Regions from separate parts of the Homo sapiens genome. Here region 1 is linked to region 2. Evidence: chromatin contacts called from ENCODE Hi-C or POLR2A ChIA-PET data. All regions are on one chromosome and are shown on one strand. Each heading gives the region's core, a stretch centred on a gene start or an enhancer-like site at or near the end of the contact. The rest is flanking DNA. Distances are from core to core; before and after follow the strand shown. Region 1 holds the start of HPCAL4 (hippocalcin like 4). Region 2 overlaps MACF1 (microtubule actin crosslinking factor 1).

Region 1 (2,700 bases), core at 20-2,519, 420 kb after region 2:
AATGTCCTCTTGGTTCAGGATCCTGTTTTTCCATAATCAGCCATAGAACCAGAGTGTCTCAGTGCCAGAAGGCTGTTCAAGTTCATCTCACCCAGTCTACCCTCTCTGTTATACCTCTCCCCATTTTCATGAAGGATCAGAGAGGGGAGTGACTTGGCCAAAGTCAAACTTTGGCTGTACAAGATTTGAACCCAGCTCATCTGCCCTCCAGGTATAGTTCACTTTAGGGCCAAGAGCAATACAGCCCACATGGCACCTTGGCAAGGTCCCCACGGAGCAGCAGGAAGGTGGGAGAGAGGGAGCAAATAGTCATACAAATTAGAAAGACATTTGACAGGCAGAATGAGAGGATTTGGTGCCTGGCTGTGAGGGGGGAGGGAGGAGGTATGGAGGTTGGGGCCTTGGCAGCAACTGGACTGACGGTATGGGTGGTCTGCTGGGGGTGGTGTCTTTGGTTCATCCTCCCGCCAGGATGAGAGATGCCAAATATGGGGCCTCTGCCTAGCACTGGGGGCCACTGGGGAGGGCTGTCGAGACTGTGAGGAGAAAAACTGGGGAAGGGGGATTGTCCCCCCCTCAGGTATGCTGTGGGCTCTGTCAGCTTGAGGGGTGGGATGTGGGGACAGTGTCTGGGGACAACAAGGAGGGAGCGCTCTGTGGAGGGGGAGGCTGTCTTTGGGGGCAGGGGCTCCCTGATGAGAAGTGGCTAGGGGCTATCCGTGGAGGTGGGAGTTTGCCATGGTGCTGGGCAGACAACCCATATCCAAACAGGAGGGAGGGTGACCAGCGCCTCCAGCTAGCACCAGCGCCACCACACCCCCAGATGTGTGTGTGTGCATCTGTGTGTGTATGTGTGTTTGCGCGCGTGTATGTTGGGGGCCATAGCAATGGTTGTTCTCACCTGAGCTGGGGATAAGTAGGCGGCTCTGCCTCCTTCTCTGCACCCATGGGCCTGGACTGAGGTGGGGGGTCTCCTGCCCAGGGGTGGGCTCTTCAGTTGCTGCCGCCTAAGGCGGAACCACGGGTCAGGGAGGTGAATCAGGGCAGGACATGAGGATGGGAAGGGAGAGTGGAGGGGGAGGGGGCCAGGGCCTCCGCCCGGTGGGTTTGTTGCCTTGAGGACCCGGTCCCACTCGCATTACCTGAGGCCGGTCGCCGGGTCGCTGGATGGCTCCGAGCCTCGGCGGGCCGCGGGAACCGAGGCTGGCTCGCGGGCCGGCAGCTGTGCTCTCCAAGGTCTGCGCCGGAGCCGCCTTCCAGCTCTTGTATCACTATGTGCCTCCCGAAGGCGACACTATTTGCATAAGCCCCGCCCCATCCCGGGCAGGTTGCACGGCTATTGGCTCCTCTGGAGCGGAGTGGCAGGCGGGGTTTCAGGTGGGGACCGGGTGGCCGGCGAGGCCCGGCCGCAGGAGCGCGCCCCGCCTGCCCGCGCTGACCTTCCCGGAGTCGCCGGGAAGCGGGAGGGCTGCACCCCCATCTGCACCCCTGCCCTGAGGCTCAGCCCCCGGCTTACAAGTCTGGGGTGGAAAGGGTCGACGATGAAAGTGGATTCTCAAAAACAACCTCACCGTTGCTATGGAAACGGGAGAACCACAGCCGAATCTCTAAGCTTCCTTTCCTGGGCCCCAGCATGGGTGGGGGCGGAAGAGGGGATGAGTCACAAGATGAGACCCCCCCCCACACCCATATCCCACCCGAAATTGGGAGGGGCCAAAGAGGAGCTGGGGAGGAGCTGGGTGGGAGAGGGAGGAGGTGGCTGGTCAGCAGTCCACATCTCTGCGTCCCCCCTCCCCACGCATCCACTCCCCTCACGCCGTGGGGCAGAGAGGAGGGTGCTGGTTGCGCGCGGAGAGCGCGGTATGGGTGGCGAAGTCCCAGCCTCTACCTAGCCCCGCGCTAGTCGTGGGTTCCCTCCAGCCACCCCTCTGGCCCTTCATTCCGGTCCCTCCCCAGACGGGCCCTCCTCCTTTCTCATGGACCCCCAAGAGGCCTCTCGCGTTCTCCCCCGAAGGACCCCTATGCCTAGCCATGGATCCTCCATTCCCCACCCTCCCGTTTTCCCGTCCCGCAGACGGAGCCGGTCCCCAGCCGCCGCCAGTCTCCGGCCTCGGATGTTGACACAAACCCGAGGCGGTTTACACTGAGCGGGTCTGGAAGCTTTCAGGGCCCCGGCAACACCTCCTCCCCGCACTTGGGGGTCTCCCCACAGCCCGGGCCGGCCGCCTGGGCTGCACTGGCGTCTGAGAGCTCCTGACACAAGGCTGTGGGAAGGAACCCTTTTAAGCCAAACTGGGGGCAAAAGGGGAGCCAGACATCCCCGGGCTGGGCCACGTGCGGGGCAGGGACTTCTAAGGATCTGTCGAAAGTCGGGGCGGACGGCTGGGGATTGGCCTAATCGGAGCGCGGACGCTGAAGAGCAGCGGTGAGAGGCGGGGCTTCTGTCCGCGCGGCGAAGGTAGAGGTGGGCTGGGCGGGGCGATGGAGGATGGGGTCAGACCTGCCGCGAGTGGGGGCGAGGCTTCTGGAGCTGGTCCCAGAAATGCCTGGGCCAGGCTCGCTGGGGGAGGAACCCGTGGACGTCCCTTTTCTTTAGGACCTGTCCCGTTGCCCCTTGAAACGGTTTTGCTCTACCATTTTCGAGGCTGCGGACTATGCCTTCTCTCTGCGGCCTTAGCGGGGGCTGAGGGCTCCAAGGAA
Region 2 (2,700 bases), core at 181-2,680:
GAACCTCTTTTTGGCAGCTTCTTCTCTTACTCCCAAATGGCAACAAGTGTTATCTCTTTGATTGAGCTCTTGGTCCATGCAGTCTAATTACCAATTCAGAACAGTGGGGGAACTTCTTATTTTACACAACTGGCAACTGAGTACAGATTTCCACTACTGCAGTAGTTAGAAGAGAGTAGTTGGGGTTGAAATTAAAAGTCTTAAAGTTAACAGAAGTTCATGTTCTGGCTTTGTCACTTACTAGCTGTGTAACCTAGGGCTATTAATCAACTTTCTTAAACCTCAGTTTCTTTTTTCTTTTTTGGAGACAGAGTCTTGTTCTGTTGGCCAGGCTGGAGTGCAGTGACATGATCTTGGCTCACTGCAACCTCCACCTCCCAGTTCAAGCAATTCTCATGCCTCAGCCTCCTGAATAGCTGGGACTAAGGGCGCATGCCACTGTGCCCAGCTAATTTTTTGTATTTTAGTAGAGACGGGGTTTCACCATGTTGCCCAGGCTGGTCTTAAACTCCTGAGCTCAGGCAATCCGCCTGCCTTGGCCTTCTAGAGTACTAGGATTATAATAGGCGTGAGCCACTGCGCCTGGCCAAACCTCAGTTTCTTTACCGATAAAATATAAAATAATAGTTTTGACCTCATATAGTGACTGTAAGAATTAAATGAGAAAGTCCATGTAAATAACTTTACACAGTGCTTGGCACACAGCAAGTGCAAAAAATATATTAGATGTTAGCAGTGGCAGCATCAATAATTACTATTGAACATTTTTGTCAAATATTGTTCATCAGAGACCCTGTTCATCTGTTGTATTTAGAAGTGGTATTCTTTTTACCAAGCACTCATTTACTGTACTCAAAACCAACTTCCAGATTTTTCCTGTCTGTGTCATTGGCTGGCAGAATTAACAGATCTTTCTTTTCTTTTATAGGAAAAAGGAGGGAAATAAATGCTCCAGAAGGCTAGATCTTTAAAGTCTGTGTTCCTTTTCTTAACTGTAAGAAGAAGGCTCTGGTTTCTTCAGGTTATAATTTCATTAAAATAATTTTATTGTTTTCTGACCTGAAAAAATTCAGAATATGTATATCTGCTTGATATTTTCTTTTGGGCATCTTGGTGCAACACTTAAAATCTATTTCATTTTGTAGTTTGGGAGCCATAATTGCAGCTTCACCAGGCTTGGTTCTTCTTGGCCCGGGCCCTTCCCTTCCCTTGCTGGTTAGTACCAGCCGAGCTGGTTTGCTTTTTCCCTTTTTGGTACTATTCTCCTCCTCCTTCCTCCACGTTACCTTCTGCCACGGCCTCTCTTCTTTTTCCCTCCATTTTCAATTTACACTTACATTTTCCCTCCTCCTCCTGGCCCTCCCTAGTTTTTCCCCTCCCCTGGTTTCTAGCTCCTTTTTGCTTTCTGTTTGTGTTACTGAGGGCAGTGCTCCAATTACCTCATATTTGGAGAGAGGAAGCTGCAGCCAATCCGGTTTCTGTCTGCTTTTAGGTCAAGTGATTTCTGAACTGCAGTGAGATGCTTTGAATTTGTCTTGTTGCAGCTCTGAGCCTGTAAGATGGCTGTCTGAATCGGCAGCGGCTGGAAGAGACAGAGAGAGGCGGGGAGGGAGGGAGAAAGAATTGGAGGGATTGCCGGCATAGTGCATGTTTTTAAATGTGCATCGAATCCGATGAGGCCAAGGTTGGGATTTCTGTGGGATCCCAGGACTGGCTTAGCTGCGTTTTTGCTGAGATTAGGAGAGGAAGGAAATGGGAAATTCACTGGGCTGTTTTAAGGAGCCGAAAGAGTCAATAGCTATTCCTGAGAAGGCTCCCATATCTCCTAAGAAAAGGGTTCGGTTCAAAAGGAGGTGGAGAGGGAAGAAAATCCCTACTCCAGAGGCATCTCACCAGGAAGAAACCTCAGAAGGAACTGGAGTCATTGAAGAGACTGAAACCCTAACGAAGTTAACAGAGAGTCTCCAAAAGGAAGACGGAGTGGGAGGGGTAGAGCATACCCCCCCAGATATTTTGCTGCCTGGGGACTCAGCCCCCAACTCACGGGTAGTCGATCGGGGGATGATAGTACAGGTAAAGGAGAGATTCCAAGGGGAGGTCCAGACCGCCCACCTTTTGTTAGAGAATGAGTCATCAGTTGCTGGAGGGGTCTGGGATTCCCTGGAAGAGGGGATGACTGTCATTGCTCACCTGCTTGATAACCCAGCAGAAAGGAACTGCGAGAAGTCAGTGAGCCAACTGGTGGAATTTCCTAGGACAGCATCCTGCAGCAGCAGGGCTGTGTTGCTGCCTTTGCAAGGAGAGACTGCAGTGGAGAAAGGAAATATTCAGCGTGGGTTTCGGAGCTGTGCTTTGCCTAGGACAGACTACCCCACTGATAAAGGAAATCAAGAACAATTTTCAGAGGGCTGGAGTGTGGAGGAAGGAACCAAGAGTGTTTCAGGTGCCCCTCAGACAGCTTCCTGGATTATAGAATGTTCTGTTTCTTCATTACTACTGGACCAGCCTGGAGGCCAAAGACGCACGGAGCCTTCCCATGTGGGTCAAGTGCCCCCCCAGGATTCCAGACTGCCTACTTCTCAGAGTGATTTGTCCATCAGTGGTGTGACTGTGAGCATTTTGCCCTCCTCCTCTGGCTATGGCAGTGATGGGCCACACATACATGGGATCCAGCCTAAAGATACAGAACCTGAAAAGAGC

What was found. Hi-C counts contacts between places; a loop is a spot of excess contacts on that map. ChIA-PET counts read pairs that join two places held with the same protein, here RNA polymerase II (POLR2A). Pooled maps may share reads with other maps.
Region 1: a pooled map shows a loop between it and region 2 (3-fold over the local background). The contact joins the promoter of HPCAL4 here to the enhancer-like site in region 2. A Hi-C loop is called at or near these places in 1 of 168 maps with a recorded cell type or tissue (mammary epithelial cell) and 2 of 50 pooled maps. POLR2A ChIA-PET finds 5 or more read pairs at or near these places in 2 of 52 experiments (BJ and activated T-cell).

The regions. Positions count from the first base shown.
Region 1 is chr1:39,690,164-39,692,863 of GRCh38, forward strand. It overlaps HPCAL4 (hippocalcin like 4), which reads right to left and starts at 1,270. Exons shown (of 4, transcript NM_016257.4): 1 at 1,143-1,270. RefSeq lists silencers at 1,047-1,126, 1,347-1,576 and an enhancer at 1,649-2,239.
Region 2 is chr1:39,266,946-39,269,645 of GRCh38, forward strand. All of the region lies in intron 6 of MACF1 (microtubule actin crosslinking factor 1), which reads left to right. Among named protein-coding and RNA genes, the nearest start is that of MACF1, 64 kb to the left of the region's middle. Within about 2 kb of position 1,431, at least 18 of the 41 ENCODE cell types and tissues checked have a DNase peak (open chromatin) inside an H3K27ac peak, as active enhancers do; they include mammary epithelial cell, where a contact is called at or near this core.